Linked DNA regions of Homo sapiens: region 1 is linked to region 2. Evidence: read pairs that join two places in POLR2A ChIA-PET (ENCODE). Cell type or tissue: B cell. All regions are shown on one strand. Each heading gives the region's core, and the rest is flanking DNA. Links, peaks and the distances in the headings are about the cores only.

Evidence for each region. Peaks named below come from ENCODE experiments on the same cell type or tissue, not always from the same donor. Only the 100,000 strongest peaks of a DNase experiment are listed, where the experiment ranks them.
Region 1: POLR2A ChIA-PET joins it to region 2 with 9 read pairs; 1 of 35 experiments calls an interaction of 5 or more read pairs at or near these places.

The regions. Positions count from the first base shown.
Region 1 is chr22:37,270,277-37,281,428 of GRCh38, reverse strand. No RefSeq gene overlaps it. Among named protein-coding and RNA genes, the nearest start is that of CYTH4, 6.7 kb to the left of the region's middle. RefSeq lists an enhancer at 6,777-6,946. In B cell, for the core only: no CTCF peak of the experiment used is centred there; a DNase peak (open chromatin) is centred at 6,748; H3K27ac peaks cover 430 bases.
Region 2 is chr22:39,067,420-39,075,439 of GRCh38, reverse strand. It overlaps LOC107985563 (a long non-coding RNA gene), which reads right to left. Exons shown (of 2, transcript XR_001755547.2): 2 at 5,465-6,731. Among named protein-coding and RNA genes, the nearest start is that of APOBEC3G, 5.8 kb to the left of the region's middle. RefSeq lists a silencer at 2,535-2,614 and enhancers at 4,860-5,364, 5,365-5,868. In B cell, for the core only: no CTCF peak of the experiment used is centred there; DNase peaks (open chromatin) are centred at 1,799 and 2,609; H3K4me3 peaks cover 1,430 bases; H3K27ac peaks cover 3,963 bases.

The DNA.
Region 1 (11,152 bases), core at 4,312-8,311, 1.8 Mb after region 2:
GGGTGTGCAAGTGTGGAATGAATGAACAAATGAATGAATGAATGAATGAATGAAGGGAACATGGAAGAGATCACGGCCGATGTGAAAGCTAGCTACAAGTTCACCTCCTTTTCACTATGCCGCCGCTTCTGCTGTCAAGGGGCGAAGTCCATTTCTCCTTCCTTGGAAGCTGAGCTGGCCTTGGGCATCTCTTTGACCAATAGCACGTGGCAGAAATGATGTGCCGTGATGTTCGAGGCTGAGCTTTAAAAGGCCTTGCAGCTCCTGCTCTTGCTCTCAGCCCCCTGCCTGGCTACCATGAGAACAAGCCTGGGCTAGCCTGTTGGAAGACGGAGGACCACAAGGAGATAGGCTGGGCTGTCTTGGCTGTCCCCTGGTTGCTGCCTCATCAGTGAGGCCAGGGGACACCAGAAGAAGAACCATCAAGCGGAGTCCCACCCAAACTGCTGACCCATAGCACTGTGGGAAATAATACATTTTTGTGGTTTAAGCCACCAACTTCTGGGATGCTTTGTTATGCAGCCAAAGCTTGCTGATACAGAAGAAATCCAATGCTGTCATTTCCTCGGAGAGAAAACTGAGGCTTATTTCTGGGAAACACTTGACCAAGTTGGAACTTGAGTGAGTGCCAATTCAGGCCCAGAAGCCAGGCCTACTAAGTCCCCGTCTAGTGTGCTCAGGATTTTTGAACCCCGCTGCTTCTCCCCTGCCCTGCCTCCACCTGGGTTCTTGTATAACTCATGGTTCTTTTCTGGAAAACTTGTTACAATTATTTCCATGGTAAACTAGATTTTTCTCAACTGCTTTGGGCCTGAGGCACCACAAACCATGCCCTTGGCCATTTTAAAACTAGAAATGTGGGCTGGGCATAGTGGCTCATGCCTGTAATCCCAGCACTTTGGGAGGCCGAGGCGGGTGGATCACAAGGTCAGGAGATCAAGACCATCCTGGCCAACGTGGTGAAACCCCGTCTATACTAAAAATACAAAAATTAGCTGGGCATGGTGGCGGGTGCCTATAATGCCAGCTACTTGGGAGGCTGAAGCGGGAGAATCACTTGAACCAGAGAGTCGGAGGTTGCAGTGAGCTGAGATCGCGCCACTGCACTCCAGCCTGGCAACAGAGTGAGACTCCGTCTCCAAAAACAAAACAAAAGAAAAAACAAAACAAACAAAATAACCCCTAGAAATATGGAGAAAGGTATATATAATTCCCTGTGCAGAAAGACTTCACACTGCAGGCCGGAGACTGCTATCTTTAGAAAGTCATGCTTGCAAAGTTGACCCTTGGCTGGCACCTGGGAGCTTGGATTTGGGGAGGGCTCCCACCACCCTAACTGATGAGAGTGGCTTACTGGGCCTAACCTATTTGCCTAGCGTCCCTGGCAGCATCCCATCTCACAGGTGCTTTCACGACTTGTTGCTGGAGGAATTGAGCGTGTCCCGTGTGACTCTTTTGGGAGCAGACTCTTGGAAGCTGCCCCTGGTTTCCTCTGGACTTCGCCACGGCGCCTTTGCGGATTCTGCTTTGAGTCCTTTCACTGCCATAGATCATAGCCGTAAGTATGACCATGAGCTGAGTCCTGGGAGTCCACCTAGTAAACCACTGAACCTGGGATGGCCTTGGGGAAGGCTGCCTGATCTTGCGGCTGATCCAGTAAATGTGTCTTGACCAGGCCACGGTTTGGCATCTGACACTTCCCTTTTGTCTGATGGATGGTCACGGTTGTGTGGTTCAGCTATTGTTACTGTCTTATTCTCTAAGACATACCTCAAATACCACCTCCTCTGTGAGGTCCGTTGTGATGACACCTCCCCTCCCTCTTTCCCACAACGCTGGTCATGTTTAACGGCTTATATGCAGACAGCCTGGGAGGGAGGGACTCTTTCACTGTGAGCAGCAAAGAGTTTAGCAGAACTGACTTCATCATTTTCTCCGTCACTCCTTGTCCAGGTTTGGCTGCAAGATTTGCTGGGAACCAATAGCACAGGCAATGAGGAGAGCAGGAAGCTGGACCCAGGGGAGTCACAGAGAACTGGATTTGAATCCTGACTCAGCTCTTGTGAGCTGTGTGATCTTCTTCCTTCCCCTCCGAGCCTCATTTTTAATCATTTAAAATCATCTACAAAATGGAGACAGTTCAGGTTAGGTTTGCCTACATGAAACAGAAAACCCAAATAATAATAATGGTTTAAAGAAACTAGAGGTTTATTGATCTCTTACAAGAAAGAAACCTGAAGTGGGCAACACATGGCTGCCCTGTAGCAGCCTGGGCATGGATCCAGGATCCTTCTAACTTTCGGCTGCTGTCCTCAAATTCTCTTCATGGTCCAAAGTGGCTGCTTGATCTCCAGCTATCATGTCTAAATTCCAGGTAGGAGGAAGGATGAAAACGGGAAGGAATCCCCTTAAAACTTTCTGGCCTGAGATCAGTCCTTCTGCGCTACATCAGGCTCTGGTTCCCACCTGTGTACCAGGCAGGGGATCCGCAGTTGGTTCTGGGACAACAAATGAGAGTCTCCAAACACGAGATCTGGGAGGTCCTAAAAAAACCATCACTGCTATTTCTGGAGTGCCTGCTATGGAGTGCCAGACACTGTGCTAAGTGCTTGTCATCTCATTTAACCCTTTCCACCATTCAACAAATTACATTATTACAACCCCTCTTTCATAGATGAGGGAACTGAGTTCAGAGAGGTTAAATCACTTGCCCAAGGTCACGCAGCCAGGAGAAAGCAAAGTTCAGATTCAAGCCCTGAACTGTCTGACTTCAGATCCCCACACTCAGCTTGTACAAGCGTCACTTTAAACATTTCAGAAGTTCACCGACCTGCCCTCCCCACTCCCTGCACTTCCTTTGAGGGAGAGATAGGAAGGGTCTAGCATCTGAATCAAATAATAGCAAAACCATCTGGGTAACATCTTCTGTTTGTCCAAAAGCTCAGAATTCCTCACGTGATGCCAATGGCCCAAGGGCGAGAGAGATGGAAGAAGCTTAGAGGAGGTCTGATTCCATGGCCTCATCTTACAGATGGGAAACGGAGGCTGGGAGAGGGAAGGGACTTAACAGAGTGAGTTAGAAGCAGAATCTGCCCTTAAGCCCATTTTGGCTGCACAGTCAGAGTGCCCATCCATCCATCCATCCATCCATCCATCCATTCATTTATTTATTCCTTTGATGTTTATTGAAGGCCTGCTATGAGCCGTGCACTGTTCCTGGCATTGGCACAGACAAACGTCCTGCCCTCATGGGGCACATGGTTGAGTCACTAGGCCAGATGGGAGGTGGCAGGTGGTGGGCAAGGTGTGTGTTGGGGGAGTGAATCCTCTCTGCAGTCCTTCCCCTTTCTCATTTTCTCTGATTTCTGATTTTTTCCTCAAGGATTCAGAACTGGAGACAGCGTCCTGGAGGCTCTCATAGTGGAGCATCCTGAAACTGCTGAAGGTCTGCCTGTGAACCTGAGCTGTGAGTAGGGTTTCCAGAGCACAGATCTCTCTAGATGTGCCTGATTTCCCCCAGACCTGTCACTCCTCATCCAGTGACCAAGAGCACGGGCAATGGGAGAGAAGGAAGCTGGATCCAGGAAGGAGGGCCTGCGACCCAGTAAGCCATAGGCAGGGATGGGGGTCAAGGGCAGTGGGGCACATGCTGATGTTCAAGTTCTAGAACTTGCCCGTAACGCAGAGGCTCCTCCTAGCACCACTGATAACAGAGAATTTGGGGAAGAGCTCAAAGGCTCATCGGAGAGCGAATGGTTAAAAAAATTGTACCGTGTCTGGATGATGGGTCAGTGCGAGTCATGAAAGAGAAGAATTACGATGTAGGATTCAAGCATCTACTTCCAGTTGTATGTAATGTTAACTCAGACCAGCTTAAATGGGAACTGAGCGGCTCAGTCTCTCAACAGTCTGGAACGGGGTTGGCCTTGGGGATAGAGATAGCAGAGACTCTTTTTTATTTTTATTTTTTAAGATGGAGTCTCACTCTGTTGCCCAGGTTGGAGTGCAGTGGTGCGGTCTTGGCTCACTGCAATCTCCGCCTCCAGGGTTCAAGTCATTCTCCTGCCTCAGCCTCCCAAGTAGCTGGGATTACAAGCACCTGCAACCACGCCTGGCTAATTTTTTTTTTTTTTTGTATTTTTAGTAGAGATGGGCTTTCACCATGTTGGCCAGGCTGGAACTCCTGACCTCGTGATCTGCCCTCCTTGGCCTCCCAAAGTGCTGGGATTACAGGCGTGAACCACCGTGCCCAGCCTACCCGAGACTCTTAAGTGTCCTTGTTAATTCTCTCCCTCCCTCTCTGTCTCTCAGTTCCAGGCTCACATCAAATCATCTTTGATTTCAGAGAGAGGGCTTACCAAAGAGAAATTTCCCAGGAAAAGACTGTGATTGGCTAGGCCTGGGTCATGTGCCCCACCCCTGGAACAATCATTGCAACAGCGTGGGAGAAACAGCATGATGGGTCAGGCCTGGGTTATGTGCCCAGCCATGTGGCCAGAAGGGAGGTGAGAGGGGATGGACAGGCCCACCAGAGCCACAAGGTGAGGGGCATTTCTCTAAAAAAAGGAAAGCTAGGCAGATAAAAACAACATTCACTCTTGCTATGTATTTATTTATTGAGACAGAGTCTTTCTCTGTCTCCCAGGCTGGAGTGCAGTGGCAGCTCACTGCAACTTCTGATTCCCAGGCTCAAATGATGCTCATGCCTCAGCCTCCCGAGTAGCTGGGACTACAGGCACACACCACCATGCTCAGATAACTTTTTGTATTTTTTTTTAGTAGAGACAGGGTTTCACCATGTTGGTCAGGCTAGTCTTGAACTCCTGGCCTCAAGTGATCAGCCCGCTTCAGCCTCCCAACGTGCTAGAATTACAAGCATGAGCCATCGCACCTGGCCCCCTCTTGCTATTTTTGATCCTAGGTTATATTGATAAACATGGAAAGTTATCCTCGACATAGAACTGTGAGTTTGTGTGTTTTCATGTAGCCTGGGGATCGGGAGCCCAGACTCGGGATCCAGACGGTCTGGGCTCAAATTCCAGCCTTGCCACTTTCTTACCATGGTCTTAGGTGATTGACTTCACCTCCCTGAGCCTCAGTTTCTTCATCTGTAAAATAGGCATAATAAGGGTGCTTGCCTCATATCATTGGTGACGGGATCTCTGAGTCAAGCTGTGTCAAGTGTGTTGGAGTGGCGCTCGGTCTGTCGTCAGTTTTTGATCGATGTTAGCGGTTGGAGAGGCCTAGAGCAGGGGTTGCCAGCTTGAATGCCCTGAAGGGTGAGACAATAAGCAAATGAGGGGAGTGGGCCCACTTAGGGACACAGCGGGGAACGGTGGGGACTGTAGCAAAATGGAGTGGCTTGTCCCATATGAAGTGGGCAGCTGGTCCTGGCCCCAGCTGACTGCCACCATGGAGAGACAAGAGTACAGGATGGCTGGTTTCTCTGTTTTCCAAGCATGGCTGCATTCATCTGCTTTTGTGTGAGATTCATCCTCAAGTAGTTTGACAAAATGGCAAAATGCTGAGCTGGAGAACATGGTGGAGGCCAACGCCATGGGCTGGATGTGGTTCGTGGCTCGCCCACTCACTGCCTCCCAGGTAAGCAGATGATGAAAGATCTTATCTGGAAAGGACAGTCACCAATGTGGTGACAGTCACTGTCCCTGTGTTGTAGGATTTACGGTGATTTGAATCTTCTTGGTATTTAGACATTTTATTCATCACCACCAACAACAAAAGAGAGGGTAGGAGCTGTGGGAAAAGGGGTTGGGAGGAGCGTGGGGAGAGAAGGTGGACAGGGTGGTGGCCACATTCAGGGTGCTTGCGGGAGCCCAGAATGTCAGTCTCCGCATGTTAACACACACCAGCCTTGACGCCTAGCAGAGGCTGAGCAGGGTGGGGGCCAAAGCTGCCTTCTCCGTTTCTCCTTAACGGTGTCCCACGTAGGTGACCTCCCTCTTGCCTGAGAACCCCTGGACTTGGGTTCAAATCCCAACATTACCAGTGTGGGATTTGCGACTTTACCTCTGCGTCTGTGTCCCTGTCTGCAAAGCGAATGTAGTCAGGCCTCCTCTCCTGTGTAGATGAAGGGATTGCAAAAGCAAGCCAGGAAGGACATAGCCCAGCTTCGAGTGACAGGTGTGCCACACACGCGGATGTCTGAGCACCTGGTCCTGCCGTCTGGAGATGGTGTGCATCCTGCATCTATGGGCACTTCAACCCAAGCGGGGGAATCAAGTGCTGGGATTTCAAATGGAGGGACAATTTTAGGTGAGATTATCTCATACCTCATACCTCGTAGATGGCTACGAGTTCTGAGCACAGACTCTGAGCCAGGCTGACAGCTGGGTGCTGGGGACAGAAAATTAAACAGCCAGCACCCATGCTCTGCGATAAGCCCAGGGCACAGAGGGGCTCTTAACCCATTCAGTGAGCATGAATGCTCATCTGGAGTCTTGACTGTTTGGTCTGAGGATTGAAATCAGTAGTTTGACACTATTGAAGGTCAAACAGGACTTTTTGAGGGAGAAGGTGAGGAGACGGTGTCCCTGGCTGTAGGAACAGCCAAATGTAAGGGCTGGGTGGCTTGAGAGGGAATGCAGAGGCGCTGGGCACGAGGCTGGTCTAGTTCTGCTTTGGGTTTCTCCCTCTCCCCCACGCCCCTGGGCCTCTACCCTCGACTCAGCTGCTCCCTGACTCCCACTTCCCCTTTCCAACCAGGCAGCTGTAGTTTTGGGACTGGGCCCTTTTCTGCTAGGGACAGGAAAACACACTTGCAGGTCCAGTGCATGCATGCGTATCACGTGCACGAAGAGGGGCCCTGGGTTCTGCCCCGCGCCAAAGTCACTGCGGTAGGGGCCTGGAGGAAGCCCAAGGTCTCCTGCGGGCCCAGGAGGTGTGTCATGGGGTGGGATGGATGGAGGTTCCAGACAAACCAGGGGCAGCCTCTCTCTGTGTCACTCCTCCCTGAGGTCACAGATGGCTGCTGCAGTCTCAGGTGTCACATCCTGACTTGACCATGCCTACCCTGGCTGCGCTCAGCCCCTGTGGCCAGGGTGGGTCCATGCTCACACCTGGATGCAAGGGATCCTGGGAACATAGCCCCTGGCATTGGCAGCATCGAGGTGGGAGGTGGGGAGGAGGGGGCTGCTGGTGGGAATGAAGGGACCAGCCTGTGAGATCCTGGAGGGGCCATCATGGGAATAAGGGGGAGCAGCAGAGGGATGGATGAAGGAACCCAGGTGTGGTCAGAGGCTCCCAGATGAGGGCCTTCCAGGAAGTGACTGGCCATATCCCTGGCTGCTGGGAGGTGGAGGTCTCCAATGTCCATGGGGTCAGCAAGGGGCTGGGGGTGAGCGGTGGGGAGGAAAGGAGGGGAGGAAGTGGAGGGTGTGAGGTGGGGCAGGGACGAGGGCTGGGAGAGGTGGGATCCGCTGCAGCCCGAGGGGGTGGGTTGAAGAGGGTGTTTTCGGGAAAGAAGCAACTTGACTTAAGTCAAGCTGCAAGAGGCCCGAGGTGTTTCTGAGTAGAGAGGAGGAGGAGGAGAGCAGGGCACGGGAGAGGACGGCAGGCTAAGAGGAAAGTCCGGAGGACCCTCTCCCCACGGGGAGGGTAAGGCTGGAACCTGCAATCCTGTCATCTGAAGGTGACTGTTTCCCATTTGACAGACCAGGAAACTGAGGTTCAGGGAGTCCTCAGTGGCAGGCCAGGGCTCCAGCCCAGAGTTTGGTTGTGACTTCTGAGTGGTCATGGTTAAGGCTGACTCATCTTTCTGGGACGTGAGTTCTAGCTCTTTCGGAGCCCACTCCTTCAGTGTCTGTGGGAGTCCTTTAAAAGATTGAAATCAGTAGTTAAACCCGTGTCCGCTTCAGTCTACCACGGAGTCTCATTTTTTGCCCGAAAGTATAATTGTAGAGCTCCAACCAAATGGATTCACACAGGATCTCCGGTTACACGTGATCGCTGGGTCCCTCTGTCCCCATTTCTGCCATTGTGTTCTTGTGTCTTTGGCTTCTACGTCCACATTTATGGGCCCTGGGGCGTGGGGGAGGCCAGGGCTACTTGCTGGACACCCTCCAGAACCAACCCCACCCCAGGGCAGCGCTGGGGCTCCCCGGGTCCTCCTGCTTTGAAAACTGAGTGGCCGAAACACTTCTGTGGGCTCTGAGGGCAGGGCTGGATGATTTTGTGTTTTGTGTTTCTTTGAGACAAGGTCTAGCTCTGTTGCCCAGGCTGGAGTGCAGTGGAGCAAACACAGCTCACTGCAGCCTTGACCTCCCAGGCTCAAGCGATCCTCCCACCTCAGCCTCCCAAGTAGTAGGACTACAGTCACATGCCACCATGCCTAATTTTTTTTTTTTTTTGTAGAGACAGGGGTCTTGCCATGTTGTCCAGGCTGGTCTCTAAACCCTGGGCTCAAAGGATCCTCCTGCTTTGTCTCCGAAAGTGCTGGGATTACAGGCGTGAGCCACTGTGCTGGGGCCAGGGCTGGGTATTTTGAAAGATACTCAGGGTTGGGTGTGGTGGCTGACGCCTGTAATCCCAGCATTTTGGGAGGCCGAGGTGGGTGGATTGCCTGTGGTCAGGAGTTCGAGACCAACCTGGCCAACATGGTGAAACCCGTCTCTACTAAAAATACAAAAAATTTAGCTGTGCGTGGTGGTGTGTTCCTGTAATCCCAGCTACGTGGGAGGCCGAGACAGGGGAATCACTTGAACCTGGGAGGCAGAGGTCGCAGTGAGCTGAGATTTCACCACTGCACTCCAGCCTCGGCAACAGAATGGAAAAAAAAAAAAAGAAAAGAAAAGATGCTCCGGATTTTGCCTTCTGGAGTGTAAAGCTAGACAGGGGCACCTCAGAATTGGTTGGTTTGCATGTGAAAGTCATTTTCTCTCTCTAGGAATTAGCTAACCCTGGGAGAGGTGCTAATTCTTAGTCACGAGGTCCCAGATGCCGGAGCCTCAAGAATATAGAAAGTAAGAAAATACAGTTAATATATTACATCTAGTTAGTACACTGGGCTGGTCTGGCTTCCTGCTGCATCTCCAGCACTTACAACAACCTGGCACACAATAGATGGTCAAAACACGCTTCTTGAAGGAATGAGGCTGGGTCGTGTTTGTGAAGGGCTGATGTGTGTCACATGAAGTGCCCCTGTCTGACTTTACACTCCAGAAGGCAAAATCCTGAGTATGGCGAAATCTCGGTTCACTGCAACCTCCACCTCCCGGGTTCAAGCGATTCCCCTGCCTTAGCCTCCCCGGGAGCTGGGATTATAGGCATGCGCCACCATGCACAGCTAATTTTTTTGTATTTTTAGTAGAGGTGGGGTTTCACCATGTTGGCCAGGCTGGTCTCGAACTCCTGACCTCAGGTAATCTGTCCGCCTCAGCCTCCCAAAGTGCTGGGAGGACTAGCTTCTTTCTGGTGTCAGCCAGCAGCTCCTTGGATTCCAATGAGTCACCCTGGCTTTGAACCTCAGTGCCTCCACCCGTGAGCTGCAGCAGCATCAGTCAGGCTCAGCCTTTCCATCTGTAAAATGCGGATACCGTGGAATGTCTCAGCAGCTTGGGAAGATCAGAGGGAGCAAAGGCAGAAGACAGGGGCTGGCTGTGTTTTCTTGAGATTTAGGAAAGATGATCTTAGGGAGGGAAACTCAAACCTGGATACACACCAGCCTCACCTGGGGTATCTGTTAAGATATAGACTCCCAAGTTCTGAGTCTGTCTCTCCGATGGAGGGACCTGGAATCATTATTTCAAACATGCTCTCAGATGCCTGTGACCCCAGTAAGGGCCATGCTGTCCTCCAGGTTCTGTAAAGATGTCAGGACATGCTCTGGGCTTCGGCCTTCAGCGAAGAAGTTCTTTTAAGTAACAAGGAAGCCACTTCTTTGCTTGCTGTTGAGGGCATGATGTCACCCAGTGCCTCTTACAGCAGAGCACGTAAGAGCTTTCGCCTGGCATGGTGTTAAGAAAACCCATCTCGCTAAGAAACTGACATGCTTCTCCTTTTCCAGTAAGGAGAACTGAGTAATGTATCCTGTTTCCCTTTTTGCCCCAGCTGCCAGGAAGCTCAGGCCAATCCGAATCTCATCAGCAACAACTCATCATTTGGCATATTTCCCTCTGCTTTTCTCATTGGTCTTGATCTTCTACTTTTGTATTCCTAGCTTTTTGTGTATGTGGGAGATGGAGATTCTCAATATAAAAGGAAAGGAGGAGGGAAGGAAGAAAGGCAGAATAAAGATATCCATCATGGGACACCACACTTAAAATTTTGGCCGCCAGCCTGCTGTGTGCCCTCAGGTCACTCACTCTCACTCTCTGATTCCCTCTACCCTCCTCACCCCCATCAGTCTCCCCTGCAGCCTCTCCTTTCTCTGTCTTCCCTGAAATGTTTATTCCCTTATTCATTCAACATATATTTATGGAATACCTATCTGTTCTGCTCCATAACAAATGACTTTGAAACGTCTTAGTGGATTTAAACAGCATTGATTTTGCTCACGAATCCGCAGTCTAGGCAGGGTCCCCCTGGGAGAGCCGGTCTCTGCTCTTCTTGAGGTCGGCTGGGGTGTTAATATCTGAAGGCTCAAACATGTGTCATTTCTTGGTGTTGGGGGAACACTAGCTATTTTCAAAATCTTCCCATCTAACTATTTTGAAATATACAAAAATCGTCCGCTATAGACTTCCTGCTGTGTTATAGAACGATAGAGATCATTCCTCCTATCCGGCTGTCATTTTGTACTTGTTAACCAATCTCTTCCTCCCCTCTGCTCCCCGATCCCCTTTCTATCCTCTGGTGACCTCCATTCTACTCTCTGCCTCTGTGAGATTGACTTTTTAGCTCCTACATATGAGAGACAATTTGTCTTCCTGCGCCTGACTTAATTCACTAACATAATGTCCTCCAGGCTCATCCGTGTTGTTGCAAATGATGATATTTCATTATTTTTTATGGCTGAGTAATATTCCACTGTGTATATGTATCACATTTTCTTTATCTATTCATCCACTGATAGACACTTAGGTTGCTCCCATATCTTGGCTATTGTGAATAATGACACAATAAACATGGGAGTACAGACATCTCTTCAACATGCTGATTTTCTTTCCTTTGGACATATACCCAGGAGTGGGATTGC
Region 2 (8,020 bases), core at 324-4,323:
TTATCCGTCCTCACATTGCGGTGGAGACAACATTTAAATGTACCACAATTAAGCCTGTATGTCAAAAGGTCCTTTCAGGACATGAAGGCACCAAAATTTGCCAGGTCTGTAAACCATTCAGAACTAGTCCATGGTCTGTGGTCTTCTGATCTGGAGAAAGTTACAGAAATCAGTCTCTTGCTCAGGGAAAGTAGGAATTAGGGCTGTGGAGCAGGGGCTCTGTTACTCCGTGTCCGGGCGCTGGGTGAGGTGGGATTGTTTTCATCTTTATCTGGAGGCAGTGCTTGTTTAGCTGCTAGAGCAAAAGAAAAATCTTGTGGCAGGCAGAACAGAGTTGACTGTTTAAGTGTGGGGTGTGTGATCTCACCCTTGCCTGGCACGGCCTGAGGTCCTGGTTGTGATTTGGTATCTGATTGCCATGAAGAGTCTGTTCTGGTTCTGCCCGTCTTATGATTCTGTTTTAACATTACTGCTGGTCAGTTGTGTCTAAACTGCAAAAGGGTGGGGTGATAATGAGGCGTGCCTGACCTCCCCTCCCATCATGGCTGGGAACTCAGTTTTAAGGTTTTTCTGAGATACCCCTGGCCACTGGGGGCCAAAGTTGGGGGGGATCGGTGGGGGCTAAAGACTTTATTTTTAGTTCATAGGCCTTTGGACTAAGCTCTGATTTGTTTTATTTAATCTTGCCCAAAATCCTATCTAAGGGGTCTGGGGAGTCATGCCTTACAACCCATACATCCTCATCAGAGGGGTTCTATTTTTTATTTTTTTATCTTATTGTATTTTAATGGAGGCCGAGTTTCACTCTTCTTGCCCGGACTGGACTGCAATGGTGCGGTCTCGGCTCACTGCAACCTCCGCCTCTCGGGTTCAAGCGATTCTCCTGTCTCAGCCTCCCAAGTAGCTGGGATTATAGGTCCCCGCCACCATGCCTGGCTAATTTTTGTATTTTTAGTAGAGATGGGGTTTCACCATGTTGGCCAGGCTGGTCTCGAACTCCCGACTGCAGATGATCCACCCGCCTCGGCCTCCCAAAGTGCTGGGATTACAGACATGAGCCACTGCGCCTGGCACAAATGGGTTTTATTTAACCCTATATATTGTGAGTTACTTTCCAATCTGACTCAGACACAACATTATGTGACAAAGAAGAAAGATAAAATATTTTACCCCAAAACATGTTTCTTTGCCATATCTGAAATGGCCCTGCAAAGTTGTCCCCGGTGGGGGAAAATTTGCATCTGTAAAGAACCTCTATTAACATAGCTGGATCTTTTTCTTCTAGGCCTTCCCAGTCCTAAACAGATTAACTAATTGGACCTTTTAAAGACCTGAATAGCAAACATTTGTCATCTATTATCTCTAAAGGCAGCCATTATGAGACTTCAAAATAACCTTGGTCTCCACAGTCTTTTATCTTAACTTGAACATTTCCTTTCTATGGATGCCAGGTCTCTAGACAAACTCAACCCATCCTCAACCAGAAAATGTTTAAATTTACCTGTAGCCTGGAAGCCCCCCAACCCCGCTTCCCTCACTTTGAGTCGTCTGACCTTTCAGGACTAAACCAATGTATTTCTTTTCTTTACTTTTTTTGTTTCTTTTTTTCTTTTTTCTTTTTCTTTTTCTTTTCTTTTCTTTTTTTTTTTTTTTTTGAGATTGTGTCTTGCTCTGTCGCCCAGGCTGGAGTGCAGTGGGGCAATCTTGGCTCACTGCAACCTCTGCCTCCCGGGTTCACGCGATTCTCCTGCCTCAGCCCCCTGACTAGCTGAGTTTACAGGTGCACACCACCACGCCCGGCTAACTTTTTGTGTATTTTTAGTAGAGACGCGGTTTCACTATGTTGGCCAGACTGGGCTCCATCTCCTGACCTCGTGATCCGCCCGCCTTGGCCTCCCAAAGTGCTGGGATTACAGGCATGAGACACCACGCCTGGCCTTTTCTTTTCTTTTTTTTTTTTTTTTTTTGGAACAGAGTCTTGCTCTGTCCCACAGGCTGGAGTGCAGTGGTGTGGTCTTGGCTCACTGCAACCTCTGCCTCCTGGGTTCATGCAATTCTTCTGCCTCAATCTCCCGAGTAGCTGGGATTACAGGTGCACACCACCACACCCGGGTAATTTTTTGTATTTTTAGTAGAGACGGGGTTTCACTATGTTGGCAAGGGTGGTCTTGAATTCCTGAACGCGTGATCCACCTGCCTCAGCCTCCCAAAGTGCTGGGATTACAGGTGTGAGCCACCGCGCCCAGCTCCTGTATTTCTTAAATGTATTTGATTGATGGCCCATGCCCCTCTAAAATGTATAAAACCAAGCTGCACCCCCACCACCTTGGGCACATGTTCTCAGGACCTCCTGAGGGCTGTGTCACAGGCCGTGGTCACTCGTATTTGGCTGAGAATACATCTCTTCAAATATTTTACTGAGTTTGACTCTTCGTTGACAGGCCCAAGATCCAGGTGCCCACTCCCTGTCTCCTCGGAGGGCCCGCGCTTCCGGTTCTCTGGCACCTCTGGTTCCTGGTTGCCCTTCTACTTTCTGTTCTGCTTTCTCAAAAAGCTCTGAACATCTCAAGCCTCCATGTAGTACCCAATTCTACTTTTCACTGAAAATCTTACTTAAACACCAACTTCATCACTGAGTGTTTTCTTGGCTCTTTCTCAGTCACGTTCCCTAGGCTGTGTCCTAGCCCAGAGCTGCACTGCTGGGAGGGATTTCAGAAGGGAGGGGCATGAGGAGGCAGGAGGGCTGGGTGCTGTTGGGTGTAGGAGGAATGAGGTGGGTGGAGCACGCAGGAAGGTCTGAGTGGAGGGGCTGTGAGGGTCAGGTCGGGACTCCCCTGGGAGACAGACACATAGGACAGGAACCCCTGCACTCCCCACTCAGGCCCGCCCACAGTGACTGTGGCTTGTTGCCATGTTGCCCTGTTTCTCCCAAAAATCAATATATTGAAGCCCTAACCCCTCTACCTCAATGTGTGGTTGTATTTGGAGACAGGTCCTTTTCAACAGATGATTAATTAATTCATTAATTAATATTTTTAGAGACGGAGTCTCACTCCGTTGCCCAAGCTGGAGTGCAGTGGCACCATCTCGGCTCACTGCAACCTCTGCCTCCCTGGTTCAAGCGATTCAAGCCTCAGCCTCCCGAGTAGCTGGGATTACAGGCACCTGCCACCACGCCCGGCTAATTTTTGTATTTTTAGTAGAGATGGGGTTTTGCCGTGTTGGCCAGGCTGGTCTTGAATTCCTGACCTCAGGTGATCCACCCGCCTTGGCCTCCCAAAGTGCTGGGATTGCAGGCGTGAGCCACCGCACCCAGCCAACGGATAATTAATTTCTTTTTATTTTTTATTTATTTACTTTTTGAGATGCAGCGTCACTCTGTCTTCCAGGCTGGAGTGCAATGGCACGATCTCAGCTCACTGCAACCTCTGCCTCCCGGGTTCCAGCGATTCGCCTGCCTCAGCCTCCGGAGTAGCTGAGATTACAGGCGTCCACTACCACGCCCGGATAATTTTTTTATATTTTTAGTAGAGACGGGGTTTCACCATGTTGACCAGGCTTGTTTCCAACTCCTGACCTCAAGTGATCTGCTGGCCTCAGCCTCTCAAAGTGCTAGGATTACAGGCGTGAACCACCACGCCCGGCCGAGATGATTACTTTAAACGAGACCTCTAGTGTGGGCACAAATTCGCTTGGCGGGGGTCCATCAAGGAGAAGGGTGGCCAAGTGCCCTGGCTCATGCCTTTAATCCCAGCACTTTGGGAGGCCGAGGTGGGCAGTCAGGAATTCGAGACCAGCCTGGCCAACACGGTGAAACCCCATCTCTACTAAAAAACACAAAAATTAGTAGAGTGGTTCTGGGCACCTGTAATCCCAGCTACTCAGGAGGATGAGGCAGGAGAATTGCTTGAACCTAGGAGGCAGAGGTTGCAGTGAGCAGTGATTCTACCGCTGCACTTCAGCCTGGGCAACAGAGTGAAACCTCCTCTCAAAAAAAAAAAAAAAAAAAAAGCCTGGATACAATGGCTCATACCTGTAATCCCAGCACTTTGGGAGGCCGAGGAGGGTGGATCACCTGAGCTCACAAGTTCAAGACCAGCCTGAGCAACATGGAGAAACCCCATCTCTACTAAAACTACAAAATTAGCCGGGCGTGGTGGCGCATGCCTGTAGTCCCAACTACTGGGGAGGCTGAGGCAGGAGAATCGCTTGAACTCGGAAGGCAGAGGTAGCAGTGAGCTGAGATTGTGCCACTGCACTCCAGCCTGGACAGCAAGAGCAAAACTCTGTCTCAAAAAAAAAAAAAAGTTGATATTTGGAGGCAGAGAGATCCCAGAGGTGCAGGTGCAAAGAGGAAAGGCCACAGAGGACACAGCCAGAAGAGACTCTCTGCCAGCCAGGAGGAGCGGCCTCAGAGCAAACAACCCAACCCACCCCGCGAACGTGTACTTGCAGCCTCCAGATCTGTGAGAAAATAAATGCCTGCCATGTGGGCACGTGACTCGGGGCATCTTCTGTGGAGGCCACAGCATGAAGGGGTCATTTTTATAGAGAGTCTCATTCTCTAATAACTTACATCTGCCTTGAAAATATTGAGTCAAATTTAAAGTGTGGAGAAGAGCCTCTAAATTTCACATGTCATTCGCAAAGAAAGAATTGTAATTTGGGACATACACGCAGTCCGGGTGGTGTTCACCATATCAGGAGACCCATCTGCCCCCCATGCTGTCCCTCCTGCACCCAGTCACCTCAGCCCCCCACGTCTCACCTTTGTAGCCCACGAACTCCATGGAGGCCCCTTCCTGACTCAGCCTGTGGAGCCCCTGCTGGTAATATGGACACTGGAAGTAGTAGAGGCGGGCGGCAAAGATGGTGAGCTTCACGTTGCTGTGCCTGGCCAGGAACTTGCCACCTCCCCTGCACACTCTGGGCAAGGGCTCCAAGATGTGTACCAGGTGACCTGGTAGTTTTTGTTAGGAGACAGTGTGTTGTCGCAGAACCAAGAGAGGAAGCACCTTTCTGCATGACTATGGGTCTCAGGATTGACCTGGGAAGGAGGAGGAGGAAGGCAGGGGGAGCTCAGACTAGGAGCAGGAGGAGTGCGGGAGTGGGGCGATGGGAGCAGAGAGTGGGCCTGGAGCCCCAGGGCATTTCCTTATTTATTTATTTTTGAGACAGGGTCTCTCTCTGTTGCCCAGGCTGGGGTGCAGTGGTGCGATCTGGGCTCACTGCAGCCTTGACCTCCCAGGCTCAAGGGATCTTCCTACCTCAGCCTCCTGATTAGCTGGGACTGCAGGCGCGTGCCACCACACCTGGCTAATTTTTTTTGTATGTTTTCATATCTTTTTGTATAGATGGGTTTCGCATGTTGCCTAGGCTGATCTCAAACTCTTGGGCTCAAGCGATCCTCCTGCCTCAGCCTTCCAGAGTTCCAGAGTTCTAGGACTATGAGCATAAACCACCATGCAAGTCCTTATTTTATTTATTTACTTTTCATTTTTCTGGGTACATAGTAGGTCCCAGTGCATTTTGTTCATTGAGATTCGCTTCCATCCTTCTCCTTCCTTCTTTATTTTTAATTTTTATTTTTTTCTGAGACAGAGTCTCACTCTGTAGCCAGGCTCGAGTGCAATGGCACAATCTCGTCTCACTGCAACCTCTGTCTCCCAGGTTCAAGGGATTTTCCTACCTCAGCTTCCCAAGTAGGTGGGACTACAGGCTCGTGACACCATGCCCATCTAAATGTTGTATTTTTAGTAGCGACAGGGTTTCACCGTATTGGCCAGGCTGGTCTCGAACTCCCGACCTCGTGATCCGCCCGCCTCAGCCTCCCAAAGTGCTGGAATTACAGGCGTGAGCCACCGCACCCGTCCCCTTCCTTCTTTATTCTATTGAGTCTTTCCCTGTTTCATCATGTCCTCGAGCACGAATTCTGGCATCCTTTCTCCCAGGCATCCATTCACCAGGCATCCTCAGCCCCTGCTGTGGCCTGGCCCTCTGGGGTCAGCCTTGTTCCCTGCCTGTCTTCTGCTGGGGAGGCCATTGGAACAGCATTGTCCCGTGGAGTTGAAGGTTGACCACAGAAGCTACTGAGCACCTGAAATAGGGCTCTGATTAGAGACTTTGGCACGTGTAAAATACACAGCTCATTCCAAAATCTCAGTGTGAGAATAAGACGAACTTTAACTCTCTCATGAGGAATTTTTTTTTTTTTTGAGATGGGGTCTCACTCTGTCACCAGGCTGGAGTGCAGTGGAGAGATCTCGGCTCACTGCAACGTCTGTATTCTGGGTTCAAGTGATTCTCCTGCCTCAGCCTCCTGAGTAGCTGCGATTACAGGTGTGCGCCACCACGCCCTGCTAATGTTTGCCTTTTTAGTAGAGACGGGGTTTCACCATGTTGGCCAGGATGGTCTCGATCTCCTGACCTCGTGATCCACCCACCTCGGCCTCCTAAAGGACAATATTTAAATGTACTACAATTAAGCCTGTATGTCAAAGGGTCTTTTCAGGACATGAAGGCACCGAAATTTGCCAGGTCTGTAAACCATGCAGAACCAGTCTGTTGTCAGTGGTCTTCTGATCTGGAGGAAGTTACTGAAATCAGTCTCTTGCCCAGGGAAAGCTGGAGTTAGGGCTGTGGAGCAGGGGCTCTGTTGCTCCGTGTCAGCGCGCTGGATGAGCTGCGATTGTTTTCATCTTCTTTATCTCGAGGCAGTTCTTGTTTAGCTGCTAAACAAGCAAAAGAAAAACCTTGTGGCAGGCAGAACAGAGTTGACTGTTGAAGTGTAGGGTGTGTGACCTCACCCTTGCCTGGCACGGCCTGAGGTCCTGGTTGTGATTTGGTATCTGATTGCCATGAAGAGTCTGTTCTGGTTCTGCCGGTCTTATGATTCTGTTTTAACATTACTGCTGGTCAGTTGTGTCTAAACTGCAAAAGGGAGGGGTGATAATGAGGCGTGCCTGACCTCCCCTCCCATCATGGCCAGGAACTCAGTTTTAAGGTTTTTCTGAGATACCTTTGGCCACTAGGGGCCAAAGTTGGTAAGTGGGGGCTAAGGATTCTATTTTTAGTTATAGGCGTGAGGACTAAGCTCTGATTTTTTTTTTTTATCTTTCCCAAATTCCTACCTGTCAGTCCTCTGAGCCCAGCCTGCGAGTATACATCCAGATGGCCTGAGGCACTGAAGAACCACAAAAGAAGTGAAAATGGCCGGTTCCTGCCTGAACTGATGACATTACTTTGTGAAATCCGTTCTCCTGGACAATGAGTCTCAGAAGCTCCCCCACCAAGCACCTTGTAACCCCCACCCCTGCCCGCAAGAGAAAAATCCCCTTTGACTGTAATTTTCCACTACTCACCCAAATCCTATAAAACTGTCCCACCCCTATCACTCTTATCCTGCTCAATGCCAATATCCCAACCCACAGCAGGCTTTAAAAAGGTTAAAGCCTCTTATCACCAGCCTGTTACAATATGGCTTTTTAAAGCCTACAAACTCTCCTTACAACTCTCCTGTCCTACCTGTCCAAAAACTGGACAAGTATTACAGGTTAGTTCAGGATCTGTGCCTTATCAACCAAATTGTTTTGCCTATCCACCCGGTGGTGCCCAACCCGTACACTCTTTGTCCTCAATACCTTCCTCCACAACTCACTATTCCGTTCTTGATCTTAAAGATGCTTTTTTCACTGTTCCCCTGCACCCCTCATACCAGCCTCTCTTTGCTTTTACCTGGACTGACCTTGACACCATCAGTCCCAGCAGCTTACCTGGGCTGTCCTGCCACAAGACTTCAGGGACAGCCCTCATTACTTCAGCCAGGTTCTTTCTCATGATTTACTTTCTTTCCGTCCATCTACTTCTCACATTATTCAATATTTTGATGATCTTCTACTTTATAGCCCCTCCTTTGAATCTTCTCAACAAGACACCCTCCTGCTCCTTTAACATTTATTCTCCAAAGGATATCGGGTATCCCCCTCCAAAGCTCAAATTTTGTCTCCATCCGTTACCTACC